2 separate regions of the Homo sapiens genome follow, and region 2 is linked to region 1. Evidence: chromatin loops called from intact Hi-C (ENCODE). Cell type or tissue: mammary epithelial cell. All regions are shown on one strand. Links, peaks and the distances in the headings refer to the core of each region. The heading gives the core; the rest is flanking DNA. Region 1 has its middle 45 kb from the start of RBM33-DT. Region 2 holds the start of CNPY1 (canopy FGF signaling regulator 1).

Region 1 (15,841 bases), core at 3,634-11,633:
CCACATTGGGGTCTCTGCCAAACATAGGTGAGGGAGCGGCCCCCTTGCTGGAGAAGCTCCTGAGTTGTAAGCGGGGGCAACAATTAGGGAAGTGGCAGTTATGAACCAAGCCCGGGCCATTTGGGGCCGATGGTTAGAGGGGTTATGGTCTGGCTTCCTGAGTGGCTGCTAGAGACAGTGGTCTCACTTCCCGTACCTCTCCAATGAGCCCAGTGCTCACTGTCCCTAGCCTGGTCTTGAGTTGTTCCCACAGCAGTGAAGCCGGGATTAGATGTCAGGCCTCTGGGTCCTTCCCCAAGCTCTCTCCATAGCCACACTGCCCAGAAGGAAAATATGGGTAGTTCCGACAAGTAAGTCGTGGCTGCTGTTTGCTAGCGACTGGGCCTCTGAGGGCCGCTGGGAGGCCCCCAGCAGTTCTCGCGACGTTCCTTTGGAGACATGCATTCTAAGGCCCAGACAATCCGTTGACCACTAGACTTTGAGAATTGTTTTCCCTAACGTGGCACTAGCCGGCTGCATGAACCCATAGTCACCTGCCTCTATGTTGGAGTCACATCTCTTACTTGCTGTCACACAGATTTTACTTTACAATTCTTCTCTAAAATGGGCCCCACTCCCCCCACCTCTGCACAGTCTGGGTTTGGCCTCCCAGTTCTCTCATGGAGGCTGAGACGTCTCAAGAGCGTTTCTGTACTCCAGCTGCGCGTCCCCAGGCACGAGCGCTCGTTAATTTCCCTGAGATGCCGTGCCTAGTTTGAATATTTTTTCAGTCACTGTGCAGCGTGACAGTCAAAAACACAACTGACTCAACTAAGTCAGATGGGTACAGAAACCCTTCGCATCATTTTAATATTAAAATTCCCCCAGGTTTACAATGTGGTCCATTGAAAAAAGGGTTTAAAGACATAATGCAGTTTACAATCCTAAACCCAAACTCCTCCTAAAAACAAATATTTCAGGGAACGAACCTCAGAGGAAAAAAAAAAAAAGTACAAAACCCCAGCATCTAACGAGGTGAAGGACACAAATGATTGTGATTTGTGACAGAAGGTTCCCACGATCCGAGGGATTTGGGGGTTCTCTGCTGCCGCCCCGCAAAGCCGAAGCACGGGAAGGAGGGCACAGGATTATTGACTTTGATCCTGACCAATCACCTGCCCCCGTGAATGACCTTTTCTAGCTCAGTTGCCCGGCTGGGCTCAGTTGCACTCCAGGGAATGTGGAGTGCTTTTCTCCCGCTCAATTGGAATTCCATCCCACCCATGACACTGGCCTCCCTCTCTGCGGGCCCTGGTTTTCCAAACTGATAGCTCCCTTCCTGCCACCCCTACAACCCACACTACAAGAGAAGCTACCAGGAACACGCTTGCGCTCAGGTTTGTTAAGAACGACTTCACTGGTTCTCCAGTGAGGCCCGGGGGATGGGGTATTGGATTCAATATTGGAGGCTTTGCAAAGCCCAGAAGCTTGGGTCTCTGGTCCCTCTCCAAGGGAGGGCAGACCAGGCAATCTCAAGTCAAGAACTCTTCAAAAATACCCAGGAACCGTGGACAGACACACTGGCTGTTTCTCTACTGTCAAAGCATGGGAACAAATCACGTGGGTGCCCTGGATAAAACATGTCCTTGGCCGGGCACAGTGGCTCATGCCTGTAATCCCAGCACTTTGGGAGTCCGAGGCAGGTGGATCACTGGAGGTCAGGAGTTCAAGACCAGCCTGGCCAACATGGTGAAACCCCATCTCTACTAAAAATACAAAAAAAAAAAAAAAAAATAGCTGGGTGTGGTGGCGAGTGCCTGTAATCCCAGCTACTCAGGAGGCTGAGGCAGGAGAATCACTTGAACCTGGGAGGCGGGGAGGTTGCAGTGAGCTGAGATCATGCCATTTGACTCCAGCCTGGGCAACAAGTGCGAAACTCTGTCTCAAAAAAAAAAAAAAAAAAAGTCTCCTTAAGACACACCAAATCCATGACATCAGGTTAAAATTCACATCTGAGACTGCTGAATAGGAAAGCAAGTGAGGCAGCACTGGAGAAGAGGGAACAGGGCCCGGGGGCCGGCGGACTTGCCCGCGGGAGGGCGTCACTGTTTGCATCAGCTCCTAGCACCGTTCACCACAGCCAAGCCCCACCCAAAACCTTGGAAGCCTCCCTGCCCCTGTAAGCCCCGGGAGCTTGCCCCCAGGAGAACTGATGAGGCAGGAAAGTGCAGAGGTGTTTCTAATACCTCTGTCCTGTGTCCCCACAAAAAGCATCAAATCACAGGATATTTCATAATCTAACTTGGTGTTACACCATTCAGCCACTTCTTCCTATGCCCTGCCCTTAAAGGAAAATGTCCCCACAAAGCTGAGCTCCTCGGCCCTCTGGCTGGTGCTGCCACTGCTCTGCCAGCTCTGGGGTGCACCCAGCTCCCCGACTTGTGTGGCCACTCCTGTACCAACCAGTGGCCAGGAGAGCCAGAGCTCCCGCCAAGGCCAAGGGCAGCTGGTCAGCTTAACGCATCCTTCTGCAGGGCACTCGGGCCTGCATCTCACTGACTGCTGTGTTCTCACACCTCACCCAGTACCTAGCACAGGGTGGGGATCACATGGCTCCCCAGACAGTGCAGCTCCTCGAGGCTCTCTGGTGGTACTGTGTCTACCTGCTGCCTCCACCTCCCAAGACCCCGGCTCTCCATGGGACTCATGGGAGCCCACCCAAGGCAGAGCCAAGAGCCAGTCCCAAGGACAGACGCTGTGGTGGTCCCAGGATCACCCCTGCCCTTCCCACGCCGAGGCCAGGCTCTCAGACTCGCTGTACATGAGAACCACCGGCAAAGCTTAAACATTCCAGCTGCACCCAGACCAGCGCCACCCAGACCAACAGTGCCCAGACCAGCTGCTGCACCTAGATCAGCTGCTGTATCCATACCAGCTGCTATACCCAGACCAGAACCACCCAGACCAGCAGTGCCCAGACCAGCTGCTGCACCTAGATCAGCTGCTGTATCCATACCAGCTGCTATACCCAGACCAGCAGTGCCCAGGCCAGCAGCACCCAGACCAGCTGCTGTACCCAGACCAACTGTGCCCAGATCAGCTGCTGCACCCAGACCAGCTACACCCAGACCAGCTGCACCCAGGTCAGCTGCACCCAGACCAACTGCAGGAGCACCCCAGGGCTGGGCCCCTGCACAAGCATTTTCAAAGCTCCCAGGAGACTCTGCTGTGAGCCAGGTTGAGACCCTCAACCCAAGACATCCTTATTGTGCCAGGCTTAGGATGTCCACTCCTTCTTCAGCTAGTGCCCTCACCTTTGTTGTTCCACAGTCAGGCCACAGTGCCCACAACTGTTTAGATTAAAATGGAGACCACTTCCCTTTACGTTTCACCATGAATCCCTCTCCCCCACAAAAGCTGTAATCCAGCAAACAGGTGGAGAATAGCGTGCTCAAAGACTAAACTAAATGGGAGAGATCAGGTTTAAATTAACATCTGGGATGGCTGAAAGGGAAGGGAAATCACACAGAGGCAGGAGGGGAAGGAGGAAGGCATGGAGAACAGTGGATACGCCCCCACCGGAGGGAGAGGGTGTTGTTTCCATCCACTCCCAGTTCCCTTTACCTGACTGAATGTTGTAACTACAGATTTCCTATGTTGAAACCCTAACCCCCAAGATGAAAGTATTTGGAGGTGGGGCCTTTGGGAGGTGATGAGATCATGAGGGTGGAACCCTCGGAGCCTTTCCACCACTGAGGTCAGAGCAGAAAGATGACCCTCTGCAACTTGGAATAGGGCCCTCCCCAGAACCTGGCCACACTGTGCTGGCACCCTGGCCTCAGACTTGCAGCCTCAATAAATGCCTGTTGTTTATCAGCCACCCAGCCTGATACATTCTTCCAGCAACTCAAACAAACTGAGACATGAAAGCAGTGTTGTCCGTCTGGGGTAGTATCTGAGGTTCATTGCCTCATGCCAAGGAAATCAAGGACATGCACACACAAGGAGTGAGGTTAAGAGCGAAAGTTTAAGAGGCGAAAGAAAGAGAAAAGCACTCTCCTGAAGAGACAGAGGGTCCCAAGTGGGCCTTCTGGTCTGAGGTGAAGTGCACGAGGTTTTATAAATGAGCTCGAGGCAGCACTGTCTGATGTACATAAAGCACAAAAGCTTGGTCGCATCAGGTGTGCCATGTGCATAGCACGCAAAGAACTGGTTAGGACTAGGTGTGCCATTTGCATAGTTCATGAAGAAGCTGGCCACCCCAGTCTTATTTTTTATTTTATTTTATTTTTTTGAGACAATCTCACTCTGTCACCCAGGCTGGAGTACAGTGGGTGCCATCTCAGCTCACTGCAGCCTCCGCCTCCCAGGGTCAAGCGATTCTCCTTCCTCAGCCTCCCAAGTAGCTGGGATTACAGGTGCCACCACCACGCCTGACTAATTTTTGCACTTTTAGTAGAGATGGGTTTTCACCATGTTGGCCAGGCTGGTCTCGAACTCCCTGACCTCATGAACCAACTTCCTCGGTCTCCCAAAGTGCTGGGATTACAGGCATGAGCCACTGCACCTGGTCTGCCACCCTAATCTTTTATTATGCAGGTGGGTTCTCTACCTGGCTGGCGCCATGTTGCCGGCCTCGTTACTGTACAAGTGATGACAAAGGAAAGGGAAGATGGCGCCTCCATGCTGAACATGCCCAGCCCTCAGGTAGCCCTTTTCTGTTGGCCCAGCTGCCGGCATTCACCCATGCAAACTTCCAGCTTGCTTATCTGTGTTTGCAGCTCGATTTTTCAGGCTTCTCTTTGTTAGAAAAGCAATGATTTGGGGACTGCTTCTTTTTAAAAGGGAAACCTTGCCGAGGACTCCTTTACCCTCACTATCTACCTAAATTAATTTCTTTCTAGCTCCTGTATCAGCATCCCCAGGCCTCCCTCCCTTTCACCTGGTCCCTGTCCCGCTCCACCCGGACACTCACAATTGGCACCAATTTCCTTGATTGCAGAGATGCCTGGGAGCCCCAGAGCAACCTGTACCTGGACCCCAAAAACCACAGAACCTAGGAGGGGGAGCAAAGAAACGATTAATTATCAAAAATAAATTGCACACATTAAAATGATGGTCACAGGAGGGCAGAGAAGTCAAGAATTTAGGCTTTACATTTTAAAACCACAGTTTTCTGACTCCAAAACATCTGGTTTTGCAACTGAGGAACATGGGAAAATGCCTAGTCTCTCTCCAGGGAATCCCACATCCAGCTATTTTATTTGTTTCAAAGCATTTTCATCAGATTTTAAAGATGGTTTACTGCCTGAAGATGAAAGGAATGCTTGTCGGAGTAATTTTTCATAGTTCTGCTCTTTCATCTAACTAGATCAAGAAACTAAGCAGGTGTTTAGGAAAACGGCTGCATTTTGTACCTGTGGGAGCTTCAAAAAGCAATGGAGATGCAAAACGGTTCTAAAATTATCCAGACACATTTTGCATCTAGAAATATGTGCATATTCATTTACCTTCAAATTCCTAAAATGATGCCTTCTGAAGTTGCCACAGTTTTCCCTTCTGTTTGCAGTGTTGATGCCTCATCTCCAGAAGGTGGGGAACGTTTTGTTTTGGTTTGGTTTTGGTTTTTTTAGACGGAGTCTCGCTCTGTCACCCAGGCTGGAGTGCAGTGGCGCGATCTCGGCTCACTGCAACCTCTGCCTCCCAGGTTCAAGTGATTCTCCCACCTCAGCCTCCCAAGTAGCTGGGACTACAGGCACATGTCACCACGCCCAGCTAATATGTTGTATTTTTAGTAGAGACGGGGTTTCACCGTTTTAGCCAGGATGGTCTCCATCTCCTGACCTCATGATTGGCCTCCCGCCTTGGCCTCCCAAAGTGCTGGGATTACAGGCATGAGCCATCTGCCTGACCTGGAAGGTGAGGAATGTTCTTTTTGCTGCCCAAAGCAGGCAGGATTCCTGAGACTTACTCATCGGCCAAAAATATTCCTCAACTGCAAATCTCTTAAAGGCCACCTGGATCACCTTAGTCCCAAGCCTCACCCAACTGGACACATCACACAAGCATCTACCAACAGGGTGTCTAGCTTTGGAGTTCTTCCGAACCACAGCAGCAAGCTCATGAATGCCTCCTCAGCACTGAGCAGCTGGGGGGTGTCTGTGCTGAACATCCTGTGTCTCCGTGTCCCATCCAAGCTGTCTGGGGTTGGCCCCTATGAGAAGGGCTCCTCACTCATTAAAAACACGTAAACATGGCAATGTGGGGTGGAGAGTGACAGCCCAGGCCTACGTTGAGGTTTGGTTCCCAAAGCTCATTTTGATTTTGTTTTCTTTCCTAATAGCCATTTGATGGACTGAGAGCTCCTAATGAGAACACAAACTTAGACTAAATAAACTACTAAGTTGAGAACTTGGATCTACAAGCAGGCATATCTTTCTAAACTGTGAATCATTAACTGGGTCTCAGACTGGCCTTGCCAAGTGTACTGCATTTTTGAAGTGGCCTAAATGGGCTTGTTCTGCTCCCATAGATCAGTCCTCATGCTTTCCCAGCAGGAAATTGATTGTGAAAGAAAATCTTCTGACTAGAAAGGAAAAGAAAAATGTGCATCTTTCATCAAATACTAAAAGGTATTTGATGATTCATATTTCAGTTTGAAACTGACTTGCAGATGCGTCTCCTTTTACTTTCACCATTTAACCCATGCAAAATTTGCATCTAAGAATAATAAAGATTGATAAGATCTTGCATTTCAAAGTAGGTTTAAGATACTGGTGTTTCTGCACCCCCCAAAATGAATGATGTTATGAACAATGTGTTAACCCAATTATTTTAAGTGAATAAAAGATATTTGAAAGAAATAGGAAGCATATTTTCCCAAACAGAAGAATTCCTTTGTAATGCAATTAATCAAGTGCTACTTTTAAGTTATTCACCTTATGAATTCGAGTTTTGAAAATCTGATTTTTCTAAAGCAGAATATACCTACCCAGCCTGGTTTGAATTTCCTATCCCCTGCCCCTGATTTCCCTTTGAACAGACGAAACAAAGAAAGTCTGCAACCTTCAATGCGATGGCTTCCCGAAGGAGTTCCAGTTACTCAAGCATTCTCTAAAATCCTATACCAACTCTGCTGTTCAAGGACCTTTTATATAACGTCAACAAGATCTCTAGCTTTTCCTTATCATCATCACCACCATCACCATCACCAGCTCCACCACCATCAAAGTTGTTGCAGAGCCAATATGGGAGCATCAAACTGCAAATCTGGATTGTTCCGGAGCATTTGTTCAATTTTGAGTGAATTAACAGGCCATATTTAACAACATATGCTCATATTACATATTCTCCAGAAATATAAAACAGGCTTAAACCCTCAGTCATCATTTCAGCCCCATATTCTAAAACTGGTCCTTTCTCAGGAGCCGTTCACACGCAGTGCCGAGGACGGCCAGCAGATGGCAGCACCAAGGCTCAGAAAGAGCAGAAACCAAGCGGGAGCTCAAGGAGCGTTCAATGCCCACCGTGATATCGTCAGGACACCTAAGAAAGGCAAATGATGTTCTCTCTTCGTTATTTTCTTTCTAAACACATTTGACAACCCACCTTTTATTAACACGTCTGCATCCTCTGAGACAATGCTTTTGCACCACCACGCTCCTGCAGCGCAAGGTCTCAATCAGGGATTAAGAAAGCTAAGATCCTATATAAAGAATATTTATGGCTTAATTGTCTTGAAAGCTTGGCATGGTAATTGAAGAATTCAAAGGTCAAAAAATCTACTTTGTCTTTCTTATTTTTCAGAAAATCAAGAAGCCAACAACGCCAAGATTGATGGAAATACATTTTCCTTGTCTCTTCCGCACGTTATACTAAGTGGTAATGTCAAACTGCCAGGACTTTCTGATGTTTTCTCTCTAAAGGTGAATATGCCTGAGTGTGCCCCGATAGAGATGCTCACTTATAAGTAAAAGGAAAAGCAGAGAAATCGCAAAATAGGTCATCACAAAGGATAGTAAACATTGGAAAAAATGTTTAACCTCAATAGCAATCAAATCCAAAAAAAAAAAAAACCCACCGAGATGTCATGATTCACTATCAAATTATTGCACATCAAAATGTATTAATAATGAGTCCTACATGAGAGAAAATAAATTGATCCAAACTTTCTGGAGGGAATTGGAGCCAGAGACTCAGGAGCTTTAAAAATATTCATAGTCTTTGACTTATTAGCAACCGTCTTGGGACTCTAACCCAAGAAAAAAATCTAAAATCCAAAATATGGAGTCAAGATTTTTCACTCCAACAGTACGTGTAACAGTAAAACACAGGACACATTCTAAATATTGCAACAGAATAGTAACTCAATTATAAAGTATTTATATGACTGCTTATGTTTAGTCAATAAAATAATGCCCATACATACTTTCAGAGCTAAGCATCTGAAAGGATATAGGCAAGCTGTCTCTACATAGTAGGATTAATGATATTTCATGCTATTCTTTTGCTCATCTATGTTTTTAAGTTTTATGCAACAAACTTGTTTTAGGAGGAAGAAAACCATTAAAAGAGACTTCATTTAAAAAACCAATTTACTGACAGTGTATGAGCAAGTATTTCTAATAAAGTATTAAGTGGATAAAAGGGAGATACAAATTCTATGTACAGTGTGGTCTGAACTATGTGAAACATACACTGTACATAAAAGAGGGAGATAAACTGAAAGAGGTTCTCACTTATGGCTGGGCTCTGGGTAATTTTATTACTTTCTCCATTTTATGTTTTCTACAATGAGCCTACATTACATTTTATATCAGAAAATAATAATTTTAATCAAAATTTGAACTGTGATCCATAATAAAAATTAACTCAAAATAGATCATTCATACTTAAATGTAAAACGTAAAATCATAAAACTTCTTGAAGGAAACATAGAAGAAAGTCTTGGCAACCTTGGGTTAGACAAAGATTACTCAGGACACTAAAAATACAACCCACACAAGAAATTGAAAAACTGGACTTCATCGGAATTTAAAACTTCTGCTTTTTTGAAAGACACTTAGGAATATGAACAGACAAGCCAGGGACTGGAAGGAAATAATTTGCAAAGCACAGAACTGATAAGGACTTGTATTCACTTTATAAAAAGAATCGTCAAAACTTGATCATAAGAAAAACCAATTTAAAAAATGGGCAGAAGGTTCAAACAGACATGTCACCAAAGAGGGTATATTATATGGAGGGCAATGGCGCTCCTGGAAGAGCTCAATACCCCAGTCACCATTTGGGAAAAGCAAATTGAGCCATAATGAAATACTACAACCCATCTCTTAAAATGGCTTTTTTTTTTTTTTTTGGAGTCTCACTCTGTTGCCCAGGCTGGAATGCAGTGGCACGATCTCGGCTCACGGCAATCTCCGCCTCCTGTGTTCAAGCAGTTCTTCTGCCTCAGCCTCCCGAGTAGCTGGGACTACAGGCACATGTCGCCATGCCAGGGTTTTTTTTGGATTTTAGTAGAGACAGGGTTTCACCTTGTTGCCCAGGCTGGTCTCGAACTCCTGAGATCACGCAATCCGCCCGCCTTGGCCTCCCAAAGTGCTGGGATTACAGATGTGAGCCACCGCGCCCGGGCTAAATTATTTTTTAAACCTGGCAATACCAAGTACTGACAGGGATTTAGAGCAGCTTCTGCCACGTTCTGCTGGTGCAAGTGCAAAACGGCACAGGCACCTTGGAAACCGACTGGCGTCTTTTTATAGGTAAACATAAGCTTCCTTACTACCCACAAATTTCACTGCTCCTATTCACCCAAGAAAAATGAAAACTTAGGTCCACACGAAAGCCATATGCAAAGGTTTCTTTCTTATTTCTTATTTCTTTCTTTCTTTTGAGACCGAGTCTCCCTCTGTCACCCAGGCTGGAGTGAAGTGGCACGATCTCGGCTCACTGCAAAATTTGCCTCTCAGGTTCAAGTGATTCTCGTGCTTCAGCAACGCAGGGCTGTTGTCTGAATCTAGGTGTGGATTTTTGGAAACAAGGCCAATTAGGTCACTAATTAATTTCATTCAGTAGCCCAAGCAGAGGTTCCAGTCAATCAGATTTAAAACTTACTTTTAACACATACCTCTGTTCCATTAATTTTCATTTCAGGTCTCCCACATGGAGAAGAAAAGCATGCCTTTAACTTGTTATTTGAGGATCTTTTTAAGGCTTTGTTGCTGCCCTAAGGAAGAAAAGGAATTCTCCTTCTCCTTTATCCCCAGCGTCCCAGGAAGGAGCCGGGGAGTAGAATGACAGCAATATTGGAAATTACTTTCCATCTGAAGTGATTCGGTACAAGCAATGGCCCTTTCTGTGTACAGACAACAGAATATACAGAGCTCTGTGAAAAGATTGAAAGGAATTGCATTTTTTAAAAAATGCTGCTCAATTTTGCATTCTCAGAAAGCCTCTGCTTCCCTAAACTCTGGGTTTCCCTTTTTACTATGCCATTAATGATGAGCTGAAGTACCAATCGCTCTCCCAACAAACTTCCAAGCAACTCTAGCACAGTCGCCTTCTTTTTCTTCAAACTGTGACTTCCAAGGACTTTCACACTTCGCCTGGTGACATGGAACACGCATGCTATACACATAGGGAACAAAGTTTCATGAGAAAACACTTGAGCTGGGCGCAGTGTTTTCCGCTAGTTTTCATGCTGTTCTATACAGCACGTTTCATTTATCAATTTGCTGGTCGAGACCCTCTAAAAATTCGATCCCTCACAAAGAAGTAGAGTGACCGATGATGTGAAAAACACAACCCGGTGAGCCCGGCCGCACGACGCTTCACAGGAAAACACAACCCGGTGAGCCCGGCCGCACAACGCTTCAGAGCCTCATTACCGGCTGTGGCTCGCTGAGGCCACGGGCTTCCGGCAGCCAGTGGTAGCCGGCGGCTCTCCTGACCGCACTGCTACTTCGCATTATTCTGTTCATGGCCTTCAGTGTGATTCAAACCGCTGTTTCTTTAAAATAAAAAATAATCTGGCTGGGCGCGGTGGCTCATGCCTATAATTCCAGCACTTTGGGAGTCTGAGGCAGGTGGATCACCTGAGGTCAGGAGTTCGAGACTAGCCTGGCCAACATGTTGAAACCCCATCTCTACTAAAAATACAAAACATTAGCTGAGGAGGCTACTTGGGAGGCTGAGGCAGGAGAATCGCTTGCACCCGGGAGGAGGAGGTTGCAGTGAGCCGAGATCACACCATTGCACTCCAGCCTGAGCAACAAGAGTGAAACTCCGTCTCAAAAAAAAAATCTTATTTTTCTCATCATTAGACCAAAAAAAAAAAAAAAACCTGCAACTAGGTCAAATCAAATCAAGTAGGAATTCATCAAGGGGATGGGTTTTGTAAGTTTCCACTGACTGCACAGAGCAGGTCTGGGCTCCCCTGCACTTCCTCCCTTCTGTCTGGGAAGCCCCAGGTGAGGCTGCGCTCGGGTGGCTTGAGTCTCCCGGCCCCTGGGAGAGTTGCCCCCAAGGCTCAAGTCTGGAAGCAGCCCTCCAGGATGCCCACGCTGGTGCTCCACACTCGGGAACCCCCAGGAGCTCCACGGACTCAATTCTCAGGCAATGGTGATTTCAAAATTCCCCAAGTTGAGGCTTTCCTTGACTGACAGAGGCACGTTCTTGCTGCCTCCTGGCACTTCCTGCTTCCTGGGGGAGGGAAATACATGTCCTCCTGCCCTCCACTCTCCAGAGACCACCCCTGGTGATTTGGATGTTTTCTGAGGGACACCTTTAAAGTGTGGGTTAAAATTCCAGTAGCTGTCTCTCTTCTACCTTCTTTTGAAGACGTTATCTCCCAGCTTGTTTCTTCGCATTCAAGCAGGGCACGTGGCCTGCAGCCTCGGCCTGTTAACAGCATGGAATTGTGACGACGGTGTCCAGGGCAGACTGAGAGGGAGGGCGTGCCTGACACTGCCCAGGGACCGTCTGCTTCTCTCGTTCTGTGGCAGAGCTTCCCAGATCATGGGAGACATTCACGCCACTGTTGGGGCACCCCTAGATAAACAGGAACCCCAGCCAGGAAATTGCTCACTATGGCTTGTGAGTTCCCGGGAGCTCTGTGCTCCAAACGTCAGCTGAGCTGACAGCAGGAAAGGAAGGAGCTGGAGAAGCATCAGCCACCCAGGCCATCGTGCGCCCAGGAGGGAAAATGTGGAAAGGTCCTGGGTGTGCAGTAACACAGGACACCAGCGAAACATAAGGGGCATCCAACGGGAATCCACCCCAGTCTTGTCACTGCAGCGGTGGGAAACTCATACGCATGCACTAGATTCATCTCCTGGTGATAGCTCCGCAGGTAAGGAAAAGAAAATACCACCACAGTTTTTCAAAATGCAGAACAATGTCATCAAATAAACGAACTGGATGGAATTCCTACTTTGCTCGTGGGAGCCAGAATCTTCCTCTGTGTATACTTGATCTTAACTCAGAAACATTAGCCAAAGGCAGCTGTCCCCTTGGGGGCACCCTGGCTTCTCAGCCCGCCCACTCAAGGTCACCCTGACTCCTCTAGGAACCCCTCCACCCACCCCAGAATCATGCTGCCGTCCAAATACTGCAAGGGAGGAGGGAGAGGGTTGACATCTTGGTGTTCCGACGGAGGGCCAGGGTGTGAGTGTCAGTGTCGGGCTGAGCTGTATCTGGCCTCTTTGGACCTACAAAAAGGAAAAATTAATTTCTCATGTTTTGAGGTAGCCTGAATAGCGGGCCCTGGCCCCTGCCCAAGATGTTCGCCTCCTAATCCCCAGAACCTGTGAATATGTCACCTTACATGGCAGAAGGGACGTGGCAACGTGACTGAATGAAGCATCTGGGTATGGGCAGATCATCCCGGGTGGTCTCGGAGGACCTTTTAGGAGAGGGGCAGGCGTCAGTGCTGGGAGCTCTGAGGATGGAGGTGAGAGGGTGGAGTGATGCGAGGAGGGGTTCGGGGCCTCAGGAGCGCAGGCAGCCTCCAGGAAGGCCTGCCAACACCTTCACCGTAGACTTCTGGCCTCCAGAGCTGTAAGGGAATGAGCCTGTGTTGTTTAAGCCAGTGCACTGTGGTGACTTGTTACTGCAGGGGAGGGAAACTCATATGAGTGCGCCAGATTCATCGCCAAAAGGAGGCTCAATTTTCCACCCTTCTCTCGGATCCATGCCCCTGCTCCCCATCCCTTAAATGTGGCTGGTTTCTGTGACTGGTGGTCAGGACAGCAAGCTAGTTCTGAGCCGAGGCCTCTGGAGACCTGGGAGCCTCGAATTACCCCTTGGCACCAGCCTCTGCCCCTGGAATCACCCCATGGCACCCGCCTCTGCTACTGGAGAAAGAGAGCCTGGCATTGCAGCTCAGGCCACATGGGCCGGCCAGCTGTCTAAGCTTTTTCCTTTCCCCCATATCAGACTTTGGAAGTTAAACCCAATATTTATACTTACTTACCAATGGCTCTCCGGTAAATATTCCTGGAAGTCAGGGTGCAATCAAAATAAGTAGTCAGGTTCAATAAGGGAAGGGAAATTGTTATTTTCTAAAAGCTTTCAAAAGGCCAAGTGCTTTCACTTAAGATCCCACTTAATTCACAAGAGAATTTTGATGTCCATTTCAGAGGTTAGAATAAAAACTTGTGACAATGAATGGAAACAATACTATAAAGCTTCTTTAAAGAAAACAGTGCAGTGTTGATACGTGAATAGACAAACTGAAGAGAGGAATTGACTAGAGGGTCCTGAAATGACCAAAACACGTGGAAAATCAGTGTCCGGCAGAAGCGGCATCTCACACCACTGGGGTAGGGACAAGTGTTTTAATCAATTGACTGAACAGTTGGTGGCCTTTGAGAAAAAGATAAAATTAAATCCATATGTCACACCAAACATAAAGATAAACTCCCAGTGGATCAGGGATCTAAATATTTAAAAATAAAATAATAAAAGTACTAGAAGAAAATATGGTTAAATTCCTATTCAACCTCCACATTGAGTCTTTCTAACTATAACCCCAAATCCAGAGGCAATTAAAAGAGAATAATAAATTTGACTACATAAAAATAAAATAAAGCTGTGTGGCAAAATATCATAAATGAAACAAAAAAGCCTGATAAATTGGGAGAAAATATTTGTAACGTATATCACGGATGAAGGACTCATGTCTCCAATCTATAAAGACGTCTTTAAAATTGAAAGAAAAGAACCAAAAAAAAAGAGAAAAATTGGCCAGGTGCGGTGGCTCACGCCTTTAATCCCAGTACTTTGGAAGGCTGAGGCAGGCAGATCACGAGGTCAAGAGATGGAGACCATCCTGGCCAACACGGTGAAATCCTGTCTCTACTAAAAATACAAAATTTAGCCAGGCGTGGTGGTAGGTGCCTGTAATCCCAGCTACTTGGGAGGCTGAGGCAGGAGAATCACTTCAACCCAGGAGGTGGAGGTTGCAGTGAGCTGAGATCATGCCATTGCACTCCGGCCTGGGCAAAAAGAGTGAAACTGTCTCAAGAAAAAAAAAGAAAGAAACATTTAGAAAATATATGAACAGATAATTCACAAAAGAGATGTCAAAATGATCCTCGCCATACAAAAAATGTTCTACCTCACTCACGACTAGAAATATGTAAATTGAAACCACACGGAGATAGCATTTCTTGCCTATCAGATTAGCAAAAATCAGTATGAAAATCCCTTCTTCCTCTTCTTCTTCTTCTTCTTCTTTTTTTTTGTCACCCAGGCTGGAGTGCAGTGGCACAATCTCGGTTCACTGAAACCTCTGCCTCCTGGGTTCAAGCAATTTTCCTGCCTCAACCTCCCAAGTAGTGGGGATTACAGGTGCACACCACCACGCCTGGCTAATTTTTGTATTTTTAGTAGAGACAGGGTTTCTCCATGTTGGCCAGGCTGGTCTCAAACTCCTGACCTCAAGTGATCCGCCCGCCTTGGCCTCCCAAAGTGCTGGGATTACAGATGTGAGCCACTGCGCCTGGCTGGCAACGCCTTCTTCTGATGAGGCCATGGGGAATCAGCACCCTCCCACACTGCTGGTGGGAGTGAAAGCTGGCACAGCTCTGGGAGGCAATTCGCAACACCTAACAAAATGAGATCTGCACTTATTTAGAGTCACCTACTCCTAGGATCCCACTCTAAAAACATACCTCCGACAGCATGAAACTACATACACGTGAGATTACTCACTGCGGCACTGATCGTCATCAGAATATTGTGGGAATAATCGAAACGGCCATATGTAGGACAGGAGTTGAGTAAACTGTGGTGTCTCTACAGGATGAGGTCGCTTTCACGTAAGAAGGAGAAGAAAACATACCGTGCTCTCTGTTCATCTGCTGTTTAGTTCCGACTTTTAGAACCAAGCTAACCATTCCAGGTAAATGAAATAAATAAATAAGCCGGAAGGACCCACGTGGAATACAAACAGAAACTAACCGACCCAACTGTATTAGAAAGAGATGCCAGAGGCTGGGCACGGTGGCTCATGCCTGTGATTCCAGCACTTTGAGAGGCCGAGGCAGGTGGATCACAAGGTCAGGAGATCGAGACCATCCTGGCTAACACAGTGAAACCCCGTCTCTACTAAAAATACAAAAAATTAGCCGGGCGTGGTGGCGGGCACCTGTAGTCCCAGCTACTCGGGAGGCTGAGGCAGAAGAATGGTGTGAACCCGGGAGGCGGAGCTTGCACTGAGCTGAGATCGCGCCACTGCACTCCAGCCTGGGTGACAGACAGAGGGAGACTCCGTCTCAAAAAAAAAAAAAAGAAAAAAGAAATAGATGCCAGAGGCCAGGTGCAGTGGCTCACGCCTGTGATCCCAGCACTTTGGGAGGCC
Region 2 (15,841 bases), core at 3,555-11,554, 53 kb before region 1:
ACGTGGCGTTCACACTGGCGGCTGCTGAGGTCTCTGGGTCAGAGTGTGAGCTCCTATGGGGGAAGAATTCCTCCCCTAGTCCACACCACATGTAGACCCGGAATGCTGATCCAAAGGAGACCAGTGCCAGGGCACATCAGCAGGAATCTGAGCCCCAAGGCTGCTGCCACCAGGGGCCAGGAGCCAGCTTCGGGCCCCTTTCTTTGTCGCTCCCCACCCCACCCTGCCCAGCTGCGGTCCCTTGGTCCATAGAAAGCGTAGGCCGCTAAGCCAAAGCTGTCACTGCTGTAATATGAGGATTCAGAGGAGATGTTCTGATTTTCTTTCTGCAGAAGGAGTCAGGAATTGTTGTGGCATTGTTTGGGTATTAATAATCTTCCTAAATCAAATATCTTTAGGCTACCGTATCATGCTGAGGACAGCCATCTGCTATAGTGGCTTCCAATTTTTTGGACATGACCCACTTCTTACACCAAAACCCATTATATAAAGTGTCACAAAACATACTTTCCTTTTCTATAAGATGTACTCTGATATTTAATATATATTTCTACATTCTTGTATGCCACTACACGGATTTCATGGCCCTCTAGCGAGTAGGAAAATTGCTGATGGACTGAATCCCCCTGCACCTCCTGGCTGGCCTGATAGAATAGCCAGCCCTCTCATTTTGTCCATGTACAGTTGTGCAGGTTGCACACTGCACAGCTCCAGGATGTTATAGTGCCCTGTTGTTTCATAGTACATAATGGGATGGGGTAGCTCTGTCAATAGTGTGGGAGCAGAGGGAAAGCTTCCCTTCTGCTCCCTGTGAAGGCTTGCTGAAATGACTGAAAAACAGATTAACGGGGGGAAAAAAGCAGACAAACATTCATGTGTGTTAGCATGGGAGCCATATGAAATATGAGACTCCAACAAGGGCAAGATGGTTGAGACTTAAATACCCTTTTCATGGAGGAGAGGGAAGTGGGGGCCCGTGGGCCATTTTAGGGGAGAGTCAGTGATTCTTAGGAGAAAGGAATGGACGCAGGAGGCAGACATTATCTTGTCAACGATTCTCTTAGGAAACTGAATAGGACCAGCAAGTTATGGGAAGGTGAGGGGTAGAACTGCACCGTGAACACAGATTTTCTTCTTATGTGACAAAGCCTCCAGGGTCATCACTTTGAGCTGCCCTCAGAAGAACAGATGAAAAGTCTGGGGGTGGGGGTGACCTTTAGGCTTTTCTCTCCTCTGGTGGCTAAATCTTTCCTGGTTATTTGATCAGATTCCTCGGGAAGAGATCTTAAGACAATTGTATTTCTTTTGGAAAGAAGTTTCCTAAGTCGGATAAGGAAATTCCAGGGAGAGGCTCTCTGCACTTGGGGGCTGGAGGAGGAAACAAGGTTAGAAAGTCCAGAATTCTGAGACAGCTTCGAAGGACTTCCAATGTCCTTTAATTCAAGTGCTCGGCTTTGCCAAAGCACCGTGCACTGGGGTCTCGTTCTCCTCATCTTAGCGCTAGCAAATGGTATTGGAATTTTTCTAAATTAACTTATCAGCAAATTAAATTAATACTAATTTGTCAAAATTAAGTGAGTCACTAAAGCTTTCTGGGCCTCATCTGCATTTCTAAAATGAAGCTAATTACAGTGGCCCAGTTTACCTCCCAGAGTTGTGTTTTAAAGCTTAAAGAAGCATGAGGTGTTGGTGCAAACCGGATATTGGCCTCGTCCTCACTGTTGCTGTTGGTGCTTTCTGTTTGAACTTTCCAAGTTTCGCAGAGAGCGAGGCCTTGCTCTCACACTCAGCCGAGGCAGAGGACGCCCCTGAGCTCTGCTTCATCATTTACAATTCCCTCGGTGAACACACGTTTCCTGGGTCCCTGTGGGTAACACACGGCTTGCCCTGGTCATCCTGTATCCAGTGACTGGAGCTCGGAGGTTCAAAATCTAAAAGCAAATGTGAGCCCCTCGACTCCAGCTCCCTGACCCTGGGTGCCCCGCTGAGAGCAGCAGTGCATGCGTACCCTCATTCGGGAGGCCAGCCTTTCATCACTGGGAGAGGAGACAGGTAAGCAAATGTGAAGTAACTGCCTCCAAATTGTCTTGTGCTGTGTTGCCCTGTTTTAGGAAAGGTGCCATTAATCCAATTTGTTTAAAAAATAAATAAATAATAGGGAAATAACCGCAGTGCTGAGATGCTGGCTGCATTTTGCTGAACAGACGAGGCTTTGTGCCAGTGTGAGGAGCTACCGAGTGAAGACATCCCACCTACGGTGGCAGCAGGGGTGGTCTCCCACCTGTCCCCAACAGCCCCAGGCCAAGGAGGCAGCTCTCTGAACTCTGGACTTTAGTGAGTGCTCCCCCGCTGAGCCTCCCCGTTCCCGCTGTTCTGAAGACAGAGACCTCCGCGAGCGGAGCACGAGCTCCCAGCCTATCATGAACATCGAGCAAGACGTGGCACGTGAATTTCATTTCTCAAGGAGAATGGCACTAAAATCCTTGGCTAGGGAGAATGTTTCCAACAGAGCAAGGCAGTCAGTCCCCGGGAGCTGAGGTCCCTGTACATCGTGTATTACTAAACAGCTGCCCCTTCCATCCTCTCTGCTTCTACAGGCTGTCCCATAAAGTTGATAACATTGAAGACTTCTGAGCTAGCTTGAGAATGATGTTGATTACAATAATGAGCCTTATTTTCTAATCATTCCCCACACCACATGACCCACACCTTCCTCCCTTCTAGCCTGCTTGGCAGGTCAGCCTCAGATGATGAGGAGGGAGGCCAACCGGGCCTGGCTTGGAGGCTCCCCAGAGCCCCCGCAGTCTGCTGAGTGTGGGGCGACTGTCCATGGGTCTTGCTCTAACTCAAGGGAAGCTGGAGCACCCTTCCTCGAGGGTCTTGCTGCCTGGCTGGCCAGGAGGACAGTGTGGATGGAGCCACACACCCTGAGGTCCTTCCCAGGAAGGGAAGTCTTCCAGCCTCGCACCAGCCTCTATAACCATCACTCAAAGGTGGGTAAGCAGCCCTGGTACTCAGAAACCACGGCAGCCCTATAGAGGGGATGCTTTGCTTGAAGGGGCCTTTTAGTACTGTCTTTGCTGGGATTCTCCCAGGGCTGTTTACCTGGAAGGTTCTGGAAACACTAGAGTGGAGGGGAAGTTCTACTGGAAGGCAGCCAATGAACGCTGTGTTTGCAAGCCGGCTGCCATGACAGGGGCAGGGTCGGGGGGGCAGAAGTCTGCTGGGAAAATCCTAGAAGCCGGTGCAGAACACGTGCAGTGGGACGCTCGATGTGGAGTATTCACAACCCCTGCTGTAGGGCCTGAGAGCTGATTCCCTCCCTGCCAGGCTGAGTGCTGTCAGGCAGGGAAGGCGGAGCTGGGCAGGGGAGTCAGGCAGGCAGGGAAGGCGGAGCTGGGCAGGGGAGTCAGGGGAGCCCCAGGGAAAGCAAGTCCTGCTTGGTCCTGCCAGCTGCTCCCCGGACCTACGGGTCTGGGAGTCACCAGGCTCCAAGGAGTGACCCCCCAACCATGGTCAGAGCACCCCTTGCTCATGGGCGGGCGTAGGGAGCCAAGGAAGGAAGGTCCTGGGTGTGGGCATGGAAAGGCTCTTCATGGAGACCTCTGCTTGCCCTTCGGGGCTCACCCAAGCTTCCTGACTGATGCTGGGGCCTCACTGCTGGGCCTCACGTGGAAAGAGCCACTGCACACCCCTGGGGCTGGGGGATTTCTGTCTGAGCCACAATGCTGCTAGTGGCAAAGTATGCAGAGTAGAAAAAAAAGCGGGGTCCCCACATATCCCGGGGCTCCTGTGGTGCAGCCGGACCCCAAGACCCTCCCGCTGCTGAGAGGACATGCAGGCTGTCGTGGGCACCTGGCCCTCCTCTGTGTCTGTCCCAGCCCCACATCCACACCAGGGACTGAGCCAGTGCGGGCAGAGGCCCGCCTGCGGCCACAGCCCTTTCACTGGCTGCTCTCTGGGGGCCTCCTTTGACTCTTCTTCTAAGCAAGGGAGGCCTGGCCTGAGAGAAGCTGGTTTGCACATCTCCCCTGTCCACACTGCCCTCCCAGACCCACCCCCGCCCGAGGCTAGACGGAGAGAATAGCCCGGTATGGACACAGGCCGCTTTGCACACACTGGGTCCGCACAGTGCCGAGAGGCCACTCACTCGCTTTGCTTCTTCCCGTGGCTCCCCTTAGGAACTCGGATTCTCGGGGGAACCCGCCTCACCCCTCCCACAGAGGAACAGCCTCTCCAAGGACCCTGTGGCATCAGCACCCTCAGCTCTGAAGACACGGCCTGTGTTTCTTTCCAGCCTGACTGAGGTCCAGAAAGGAGAAAAAAGCAGGCAAGGGGTCCTGCCGCTCTGTGGCCAGCCGGGCCGGGCTGGGAACACCTCTGGCTTCAAGACTCCTCCAGGCAGGACAATGGGGGCCCGAGACCCCTCTCATTTGGCAGCTGTGTGCCTTCTTTTGTTCTTCACTGAAGGCCAAGCTGAGCACGTGCTCTGTGAGCTGCTGGGTGGAAGGAGGAGAGTAGCCCCCGCAGTAACACCAGCCTGGCCCCCATCCAAGTCCAAGCAGAGCAAGGGCAGAGCTGACTTCACACTGCCAGATCCCCTACTTCCGAATTTGGCCAAGTAGCCTGCTGACGGAAGAAAACAATGCCACAGGAATGTGAATCACAGCAAGGAAGAGTTTTCTAAGTGGGAAGGATGAGAGACCTTCTAGAAGTTTCCAGGGGAAGACAGTGGAGCTCTTTGAAGCATGAGAGTGCTGGGACGTGAGGGGGTCACTCTGCTGTGAGTTAGCCAGAAGCAGGAACTGCTGAGCCACACACCCACCGCCAGGCCATGCTGTTCTCCAACACAAGGGCTTTAAAGACGAGTTCTCCAACACGAGGAACCCACCCGCGCGCCTACAGGGTGCACCATGTTTGCAGAGAGAAGTCTCCGTGTGATGCTGGCCTGGGCTACTTCTGGCTGAGCAGGAGCCCTGGGCAGAAAGATCACCTGAGATCAGCACCAGCTCCTTGTAGCTGCGACTCTAAGATTGCCTTAGGCACACTGGTGAATGTAGCCGTCTAGCTGCTTTCAGTTGCTTTGCAGACTAAGTGTTCCTGGCAAAATCGGAAAAGCTATTTCAACTTGATCGCCTTGAAGTGGAACATCCTCCAAGACAACAGAAAGCAGGGGAGGGTGTGGCCCATTTTCTCCAGGCAAACTTAATTCCATTCTGGGATTAGACACACTGGAAAGGCTCAGGACCCCCAAACGTGGACTCCTGGGTCGCATCACTCAAGGATGCAGTGTGAATTTGAGGAGGGTGGAAGGTACAAGGTGCTGCCATCCCAGTCCCTGCACGGCCCTCCATCCGCTGTGGGAGCTGCGGCCACTTGGCCTGACTCCCCCCGCTCTCATCAGTAATGCAGAGATGCTATTCTTTCTGCAGGGTCATTGTCAGGACTAGAAAATCACTTAAAGGCTGTCGCCCAGCAGCTGTCAATAAAGAAGGGCCACCCGGCTCCTCCCCTTCCAGCCCCTTCCTCAGGGCTCTGCGGTCATTTCCTTGGCTCCCCTTTGTTGGGCCTGTAGAGAAAGACTTCCTTTCTGCTGGCCCAGGAGCACTAATGATGTGTCTGATAGCCCAGATTGAAGTTATCAAAATATTAAGACTCAGCTTATCTTCAAAGCTATGCTGGCTGGCACACACCCCCACATTACACATGTGGACACAATGCACACACAGACAGGCACTCACATCTTCCCTGGCCCTGCTTGACAGTGGGAATCAGCTCCCGGCTGGTGTCAGGGACCAGGACTGTACTGGATTTTATGGAGGCACATGTCCTGCATTCAGGTGACCACAAAGGACCTTGAGATTCCGGGGTGCAGGCGTCAGACCTGCAGCAGAGCAGCCAGTGGGCCTGCACGGGGTCCCTCCGGTGGACTTGCCAGACACGGCTCTTGAAGGATCCATCCTTGAGTGTGCCTTTGGGGAGGCAACGAACCCAAAAGGGACCCCTGAGAGCCCAGCCCTCTCCTGTGGGAGGTACTGACCTGTGGATGGAAATTCCTCCCTCATTCATAACTGAGGCGCATTAGAAGCCTGAGGTACTTTCTGTAAGGGCTGCCTGTCACAGCCCCACAGTTCAACCACGGCACCTGTCTGTGACTCTCCTTTCCTGCCCTGTCCTCTTCGGATGGGCACACAGCTCCAGGAAGACACGGACCCCACACAGACAGCCTAGTTTGCATTATTTAAGACAGGTGCAGTGCATCACAACAAAAGAAAGCTGCAAGAAATCCAGACCCACTTCTGTTTAGCTTTGAGTGAGTTGGATGATATTGGGGAACACCTTTCTAATAATATTTCTCTTAGAATGATGCTGAAATTGGCTTATGTGTTCTGGGCACCTAGTACCTGAGGGCTCAGAGGGGAAGGTGTCCCCTAATGGGTCCCGCCTGGTGTCTTAGACTCCACCCTTCCAGCGCCCCACTCACTGCCTCTGATCCTCAGGGGGAGCCCCTCTCTAGGTTGTGCAAGAACGTTTCTTCCTTCTCCATAGCCAACTGTCCGGTCTATTCCAGAAAGTGCGTCTTACAACCTGCACCCCCAACTAGAAATCTGCACATCTTGCAGTGGGGGAGGGAGTGTGGTACCCAGGAGAGGACTATTCTGCTTTGAGTGTCTCTAGGCCGCCCCTTTAGCCTCTTCTGGGCCCCCTGCTGGCCTCACCAAGAACCACAGACGCGCTATTTTTATTCTGATGAAGAACAGTGCCGAAATGTCTTTCGACTTGACGAGACACAAAATTTAGGTGCTGAGAGAGATACTTCAATTTCAAGCTTAAAGATTACTTTGGGTCCCCCAGGACTCAGAAGCAATTTAGAGCTGATACCCTGAACAAGAGAAAGGTTAGAAGATTAAGACCAACTGCTGTTTGGATAAATGGTTGGTAATTGCCCATATCCGCAATTATACACTGGCACATAATATCTTTTCCACTACCTTTCTCCTCTCCTGAGTCCCATCGGGATTGATTCGGAAGGATCCCACCTTGGTCTTCTTCTGCCGAGCCTTGGTGATGTCGTGCTCTATCTCGTCCATCAGCGCCCTGCACGCTAAACAAGACACAAAACAGCTGTGATCAGAGGAGGAGGCGAGCCAGAGCCGGGCCTGTGGAGTGGCTTCCTCTGTGCCACCCTCTAGCTAGAACAGGGACAGTGCCGACGTGCCCAGGACCTGGGGAGGACTCTTGTCCTCTGCAGAGTTTTCAAAGACAGTGAGACAGAGACGACTTTTTTTATGTTCCCTTTTGTACTTTGTGTTTTCAAAACCATATACAATTTACTTTTACATTTAAAATGTGCTTTTTTTTTTTTGAGACAGGGTCTCACTCTGTTGCCCAGGCTGGAGTGCAGTGGCACTATCTCAGCTCACTGCAGCCTCAACCTTCCACACTCAAACCATCCTCCCATTTCCACCTCCGAGTAGCTTGGACTACAGGCATACGTCGCCACACCCGGCTAATTTTTTTTTTTTTTTAAGAGACGGGGGGTCTCACTATGTTGCCCAGGTAGGTCTTGAACTCAAGCCATCCTCCTACCTTGGCCTCCTGAATTGCTGGGATTACAAGTATCAGCCACCATGTGCAGCCTTCAAATGTGCTTTCCTATTTATTCATTTATTTATTTTTTGAGACAGAGTCTTGCTCTGTCACCCAGGCTGGAGTGCAGTGGTGCAATCTCAGCTCACTGCAACCTCCGCCTCTCAGGTTCAAACAATTCTCCTGCCTCAGGCTCCTGAGTCACTGGGACTACAGGTGCTTTCCTGAAACACTGCAGATGCTCATCCTCTGAGTCCACAGGACTCTGGAAGCCCCTCTGGGTTGTCATAATTACTCCCAAGTAGCTTCTGCACTGTGGGAAAAGTGGGTCAAAACTGGGCCCTCCTCCAAAAGATACATTTTTGCTGGATTTGAAGTCAAAGGGGACTCTCTGAAATTTATTTTTATGGGAAATGTAGCTGGTTTTGTCCCCTAAAATCCCTTCTCCCCAGGCTGTGGCTGCCCAGTGGAGGCGGCTGAGCTGTGCCTTAGGGTCTGAACTCTCACAAATAAAAGATAAATGAGGTGATGCCTCCAATATCGGCCTCATTTGCTGAACTGAAAACTGATTCTGGCTTTCCTCTCTGTGGTTGGAAGTCAGCATGTCAGGACCAGCCCAAAGGGATGTGGGAGAAAAGAGACAGCGATGTCAGTGTCCTGAATGGCCACGGAGCAGAGGCCGCCTGCCCATGTGGACCGCTCCCCTGGCTGTGAAACGAGACCCAAAGCTTCCATCTGAGTCACTCTCCCTCTGTCTGTGTTTTGGTCCCTGTTAGAACAGCATAGCCTTTCTCTGCCCAGGACATGACTTTGGCACAGGTGACATTGCGTTTAGTGCTCCCTTCTCATCCTGTGTCCGAATGCGGGCACTGAGGGCACAGGCTGTGTGGATGAGGACAAAGGCCAGTTGTGGGCGTGAAGCTGGAACACCAGCATGTTCACTGCCTTTAGGTGTTGCTGGGTGTTGCATTCCACGTGTCGTGCCCTTGTGGACTCCAGGACCCTGTGGTGGTGATTCCAGCACTATCCCCATTTCACGGACGTGGCTTGGAGAGATGGAGAGACTTTCCCAGGTGTCTCCCTTACCCAAGGTACTACAGAAATCAGCAGCCGAGCCACTGTTTGAGGACACAGATGGCACTCAGTCCTCAGAGGCACACAGCCCGCGCTCCCTCCCTACCCTGCTCTTAGGGGTCAGTGACCTTCAATCCATGTATGAGATCATTGATCACTATGATTACCTGTTAGTGAGCAGTACATCTAACGATGTACTGGGCTCCTCTGGGGCCTGGAGGTCTCTGACAGAGTAGCCTGTCTCTCTGAGGCTTCCAGGAGGAGAAGGAAGTTTTCATGGCAGAGGCATGAAAACCTGTGTCTCGGGTGTCCACATCAGCACTTACTGTTTGGACTTGACGCAGTGCACAGGGGCTCAAAGCTACTGACCACAGGCAAGCCCCTCTTCTCTAGGAGCAGGACTTACAGCTCCAAGAACAAACACTTCCTTTCTGGCTCCCTTGAAGCTAGGCCAGGGCCTGTAACTTGGTTCTACAACCATGTGTTCTGGAATCTTCCTAAAGAGCCAGTGCTCGCCCTCTGCCCTCTCTGACCCACTATAGGTCGGAGCTCAGCTCAGGCCCCAGGACCAGGGTGGCCTGGGAGATGTCAGGGTGAGGAACTCAAAGGCGGGTCCTGGGGCCTGCAAGGGGAGAACTCTGTGCTGACCGGGACAGCACCCTCCACCCTTACGAGAGGGAGACAAGCATCCAGATTGTCTAAGCCATTGCTATTTTGAGTTCACTACACTCACTCACCTTCCACCTCTGGGATGGAATAAGAAAGGACCCTCCATGGTCAGTGCTCCCCAGTGGGGGATCTCGGTCAGCGCAGGGCCAGGGCTGCCAGGGGAGCGTGGGCCCAGAATCCCGGGCCCACAGGTGGTGAACAGCCCAGTAGGCTCAGATGAGGAGTCCTCTAGGAAGAGCCGGCGGTGACCATGTTACTGCTGAGAATGGGGCCGCCTGGGACCCCTGAGGACAGCAGGAGCCCAGCTCCCACACGAGATTAGGAGGAAGAGGGATGGGATTGTCTGATGTCCTTTACCCTGGCTCCTGAGAGAGGGCAGATGGTGGGAAATGGTGTCTTGGAAGCAGAGGCCAAAGCAATCAGCACAAAGGAGGGGTGGCCTCTGGCCTCCAGGCCAACTTCAGAGGAGAAATGCATAGCCCGAGAGGATGGCCGCCAGCCGGGTGTGAAGGTTCCCCGAGAACCGGGGTGGGCCCAGCCCAGCATCTCCAGGGGCCCAGGTGGCCTCTGCCCTGACAGCCTCCTCCAGCCCTTCCTGGTGGACCCAGGAGCTGGAGATGGTGCGTCCTCACCTCCTGGCTGGCAGAGGACAGTGCTGGCCAACAGAAAGAATGTGGCCTTGCCGTCAAGTGCCAGCGTCAAACCCTGCTGGGCCATGGATGAGCGTCACCCGGCTCTACCCAGAGTCTCTCCCATCGTAGGGAGGGTGTTGCATGAGTCTGTAAGTGCCTGCCAGGCGTGGCCTGCCTGCTGTCCCCTTCCTGGCCCCACTGACTGCTTGGAATCCCTGACTTGGGCTCAGTGACTAGCTTGGGACCCCGTCTCTCCTCGGCATCTCTCTGCTTTCTGTGCCTGCAGACCCGTGCCCAGACTCCTGCCCAGCCGCCCCACCCTGAGCCCGGACGCTCCCTGTGCTGTGGTCACTGTGGGTGTCCTTGGCTCCCTGGATCCCTCAAGGCTGGACTTGCCGGCAGAAGTGGAAAGGGGCCGGTGAGTGGGCTCAGCTCACAGGGCTCTCTGGGTCAATATTTTAATGTTCTGCTGCCTTCATTTCAGGCCCACATTTCACAAGCACCAAGATAGGCCGTGAAAAGGCAGAGCCCCTTGTAGTGCACACCTGTCATCGAGCATCCCCAAATGCCCTGAGCATCGGGATGGCAGTAGCAGGACCAGGGCACAGCACCCCGCCCCCCGTGGCCATGCAGGGCTTCTTGAGGTCAGGGTGGCCCCGTCAGCAAGGAAAGGTGCTGGGCTTCCAACAGGACAGGAGGCCCCCAGGCCTGCCATCCCTGACCTCCCCTCGGAGGGGCCGCTCCACAAGAAAAGATCATTTTAAATTTCCGCCCCAGGTCACAGAACAAGTTAACAGTCACATCAGCGACCTGGGCTCCAGATTTCTAGTCCGGCATTAATTTAAATGTTAATCTGAAACCTTCACTTAAATCACAGGAGTTTAGAGTTTATTAGAGCAGGCGGCGGGAGTGGGGCCTCATGGGGGGATTGGTGGGTCACACTGCCTGCCAGAGGGCAAGCCCCCTCCCGCTGGGCCTACCAGCCCCTGCCACTATGGCTGTCTCCTTCCCTCTCCCTCCCTTTCTCTCTTAGAGGAAGATTTGGAAATGGGAAAGAGATGGAGGTAGATGTCACGACAGATTCAGATGAGCCTCCGGTGGCTCAGGTGCCGGAACCATCTCAAGGGGCTTGCAAGAGCAGATGGCATGTGTGCTGCTTCCCAACTCCACAGCTAGTGACATCACACAGGTAGCCCGGATCAACAGGGGTGGGAGTATTTACACAACAGGCATAGGCAGATGCTACAAATCAGGGCCCCGCCACCACAACCCTCCTGCCCACACTCTGCACATGCCCACAGGAGGCTGCATCTCCCTAGAGGTGAAGGGATCAATGAATATCTGAGCATTTGCCATTTTCAAGGTTATGAGCAAGGCCCAAGGAAGCCACCGAGGTCTGAGTCCCAGCCCGTGCCCTCCAAGGAGCTCGCATGTGGTGGATGCCGTGCCTCCATTCCTCCAGGGGTGTCTGGGCCACTCTCCCCACCAGCAGGAGCGGCTATGGGAACCAAGCCATCCAAAGCTGCAGGCAATGTGGATTTTCCTCCAGTGGCCTTTAGGCCACAAGCAGAGGTGACATCAGAACCACGTGGGGAGTTGCTAGAAGTACAGACCCAGGTCCCAGCCTGGGAGACTCTGAGTCGGGTCTGGGTTGGGCCTGAGATCTGCAAATGTCTTTGACATGCAGGAGGTCATTGTGCTCTGCAATGGGGGCCCTACCTGTCCCAAGGTGCACTGGCTAGTGGCAGCTCTCCTGCACCCTGCACCTCTCCGGAGCAGGTGCTGCTGACCAGTAAAGAGGGGTGCAGGGGCCACTTTCTCTGGTACCTCAGAGAACATGGCTCAATTCTAGAACAAACCATTTTCTAGCAGTTTCTATAAGCAAGGCAGGAGCCCTGGTATTACGATGGTAGTGATTAGTGCCCATGCAACTCCCACCACTCACATTGCATCTCCTGCATGGCTGTGCCCCCCACACTCCTTTGAGGGAAGATGAAGCCCCGACTCCCAAGGCTGCAGGAGGCCAGCAAGGCAAACGTGACGGAGGGGTGGCTCCCCCCAACCAACACTCCTGCTCCCCAAAGTGGAAATGGCTGATGCCACAGTCTTTCTTTAAGCCTGGTCTCTAGACATCCCAAAGTGTGGCGGGCCCCACTCTGTGCTACGAGGAGGCCATGAGAAGAGGCTGAAACCCAATGACGAGCTGCGCCTGTGCAGAGGCCGGGGTGAGCTGGATGTTGCTGTGCACGGCCTCCTGGGCGCCCCAGGCCTGGCTAACTCAGGAGCATCTCCCACTGCCCACAGGATATCAGGGCCCATGATGGACTCACAGCATCGACCAGGCCCGCCGCTGTGCCCGTGGCTCAGGCAGGTGCGGGAAGGAGAGGGGCTTTGGAATCCAGTCTCAGCTTCACCACACCCAAAAGTAGCTTCCTTGCTTCCTTCCTTCCTCCTCTCCTTACTTGCCCTGTTGGCTGCTTCTGTCCCCCAAAAAGATAAGCTGACATCCCAACCCCTAGTACCTGTGAATGTGGCCTTATTTGGGAATAGGGTCTTTGCAGATGGGATTGATTCAGACCAAGTCATACTGGAGTAGGGAGGGCCTTGATCCACCGACGGGACCTTCTAGAAGAGGAGAGACACAGGGAGGTGACCTCACAACATGGGAGAAGGCCACGTGATGACAGAGGCAGAGACTGCGTTGGTGTCTACAAGCCAAGGAAGGCCCAGGACCACCAGCAACGCTAGAGCTGGAAGAGTCAGGCACAGATCCACCCCTCCAGGTTTCAGAGGGGACGCAGCCCTGCCCGTCTTGATGATAGACTTCAGGCCCCCAGAACAGGGAGGCTCCACTTCTGCTACTGAAGCCAATAACAATGGGGGTTGTGTGTGGGGACAGCGCAGCAGGCTCAGGACACTCACACACTCTCTGAACCTTGTGCTGCTCTGGGTCAGGTGTGGGAGGTGCAGCAGTGAGGGAGGCCACAGCCCCATCCTCGAGGGTCCCAACTCAGCCACAAAAATCCCATGAACAAGCTTGGCGAGCTGAGTGTTACTGCAGAGAAAGAGAAAGTTGCAGGAATGCACAGTCCTGGGGAAGACCTCCAAGGACAAGCAGGAGTTGCCAGGAAGAAAACCAGAGGGCGCGGCTCCCAGGACAAAGAGTGCACGCTCCTGGGAGGGCCCGGCCGGAGCACACGGTGTCTGAGCTAGGGAAAGGCATTCTTTATGTGCGTCTTCCTCATTGCTTCTTATTCATTTTTCTGTCATAAGGATTTTCCCAACTTGGGCGTGGTTGTTGCCATTTTAAAAACTGTTACGTAATATCCAATCAAGCAGATGCACCATCATTTCCTTAACTTTTCTATCTGTGCTTGTTAGATTGTTTCAAAGGCTTAAAAGATGGATAATTTAGGCTTGTAAAGGATCCTCATTTGAAACATAGCTGTTGTTTCAAGTTAACCTAGAGCATGGCTGCATTTCATTTGGTCATTCAACAAACTTTAAGCACTTTTCTTCCGAGTACTGTGTCCCAGGGTGCTGGAGATGTAACGATGAGTGGGAGGAGCCACCATCACTCATGGAGTTTGCAGATGAAAGAGTAGCATCTACAAGTTCCACAAAGGAGAAATGCAATGTGCTAAGCAAACCCACATGGATAGGGTGGCAGGTTAGAAAAGAAGACCGAAAGAAGACTGCAGCGTTTAGCCATCTTCCATGAAGAGTTGGTGTGTATTGCCCCACTCAGGTCTGGGCTGGACCTGAGACCTGCTTTGGCCAGTACCTGTGGCAGAGGTGACATGCCAGCCTCCAGAGGCATCACCAGCCCACGAACCTCCCAGCCCACTCTCAGCTTGGGAGAAACAGTCAGCTGATGTCTTCAGCCTCTGGCTTGGGGTAAGTTACCCAGCACAAGTGGGCTGGACCTTGTCAAAGAACACGGGAGGCTTCCCTAAGAGCATGACAAGTAGGACCTGAAAGATGATCAGGCATTTACCAGGTGAAGAGCAGATGAAGGTGTATTTGCCAAAACACCCTGGTGGAAAAGTGCAAGGTGAGTTTGATGCACAAGAAAAAATAGTAGCCCACAGTGGCTCACTCCTGTAATCCCAGAACTTTGAGAGGTCGAGGCGGGCAGATCACTAGAGGTCAGGAGTTTGAGACCAGCCTGGCCAACATGGTGAAACCCTGTTTCTACTAAAAATACAAAAATTAGCTGGGCATGGTGGCAGGCGCTTGTAATCCCAACTACTTGGGAGGCTAAAGCAGGAGACCTGCTTGAACCCGGGAGGTGGAGGTTGCAGTGAGTCAAGATCATGCCACTGCACTCCAACCTGGGTGACAGAGCAAGACTCCATCTCAAAACAAAAACAAACAAACAAACAAAAAACCAGTAGCTCAGATACCTGGGGAGAAAGGAGAGGGAGAAGTGTGCTCTGTGCTGAGGCTACAGAGGTTGGGGGCCAGGCCAGGCAGAGCCCTGCAGATACAGGTAGGGAATTGTGTATCTATTCTCAGCCAAATGGAACTACTGCAGTATTTTGAGTAAGGTGAGATTTGATGAGATTGCATTTTTCTTTTTTTCTTTCTTTCTTTTCTTTTTGAGAGATTCTTGCTCTGTCTTCCAGGCTGCAGTGCAGTGGTGTGATGTCACCTCATTGCAGCCTCGACTTCCTGGGCTCAAGTGATCCTCCCACCTCAGCCTCCCAAGTAGCTGGGACTCCCAGCATGCACCACCAAGCCTAGCTAATTTTTGTATTTTTTGTAGAGACAGGGTTTTGCCATATTGCCCAGGCTGGTCTCAACTCCTAGGCCCAAGCAATCTGCCCACCTTGGCCTCCCAAAGTGCTCGAATTATAGGCATAAGCCACCTCACCCAGCCCTAAGATGTGCATTTTTCAAAGATCATTTAGGCTGCAAGCCAGGACAGCAGACTAGAGAGGACCAGGGGGCATGCTGGTAAGCCAGTTATTGAGCTACTGCAATGATCCAGGCAAGAGATTACTGCACAGTGGAGGAGATACAGAGATGTGGATGAATTCAAAGCTTTTGGGGAGGTAAAAGCAATAAAATTAGTGATGAGTTGGATGTGAAGGTTTGGGTGCACACTGCTGGTTGCTGCCTAACCAACATCCCCCTCCCACTCTCTTCTCAATTAATAAAGTACCCTCCCTATCCAGTCACTGTCATCCATGTGTATCAGAGAAACAGGTTCATTCCAAGTTCAATTCAACCACAGCAATTCCATGCATCTTGCCAACTGCTGGTTTGGGATGGGTGCGTGTCATAATTGTGGAGATGGGATGTGAGAAGGGGTGGCTGGCAGGCTTCTAGACAGGCATTGTTCTTCTCTTTTACAAAGTGGAGACATGTAGGAACATCCTCACACCTCGTTCCTGCCTCTGGATGACATCATCTGCAGGTGATCGCTGGAAATGTGGCAGCCATTCTGGCACCATGAGGGAGTCGGCCTGAGGTTCACAGCAACAGGCTGAGTGGGGCAGGGTAGAAATGTGGACGACACTTGGGCTCTGGTGACACTGCTGAGCCTCCATGGGCTGCTTGACCTCCTGGCTTCATACATGTACTTTCGTCCATTTTCTCCTAATTGTTGAAGCCATTTTGAGCTAGGGACTATGTTCCTTACTCCCTAAGCCTATGTTGGCTTCAGCATGGTATTGGCCTGCTCAGGTCACCATAACAAAGTACCAGAGCTGGGGGGCCTAAACCACAGAGACTTATCACTCACCGTTCTGCAGCTGGAAGTCCAAGATCAAGGTGTCAGGAGGGTTGGTTCCTTCTGAGGCCCCTCCTTGACTTGCAGACAGCTGTCTTCTCCCTATGTCCTCACGTGGCCGTCCCTCTGTGTGTGTCTG

The links. A loop is a pair of places that touch in the nucleus more often than their neighbours do. Peaks named below come from ENCODE experiments on the same cell type or tissue, not always from the same donor. Only the 100,000 strongest peaks of a DNase experiment are listed, where the experiment ranks them.
Region 2: it touches region 1 in a loop (5-fold over the local background); 2 of 110 quality-filtered maps call a loop at or near these places.

What each region holds. Positions count from the first base shown.
Region 1 is chr7:155,591,485-155,607,325 of GRCh38, forward strand. No RefSeq gene overlaps it. Among named protein-coding and RNA genes, the nearest start is that of RBM33-DT, 45 kb to the right of the region's middle. RefSeq lists an enhancer at 2,806-3,552 and a silencer at 7,331-7,625. In mammary epithelial cell, for the core only: a CTCF peak has its summit at 7,438 (motif pointing right); no DNase peak of the experiment used is centred there; H3K27me3 peaks cover 690 bases.
Region 2 is chr7:155,538,839-155,554,679 of GRCh38, forward strand. It overlaps CNPY1 (canopy FGF signaling regulator 1), which reads right to left and starts at 7,721. Exons shown (of 5, transcript NM_001393663.1): 1 at 7,591-7,721; 2 at 6,993-7,105. The coding sequence starts at 7,091. RefSeq lists enhancers at 3,249-4,049, 9,336-9,837. In mammary epithelial cell, for the core only: a CTCF peak has its summit at 6,701 (motif pointing left); DNase peaks (open chromatin) are centred at 7,833 and 8,253; H3K27ac peaks cover 286 bases.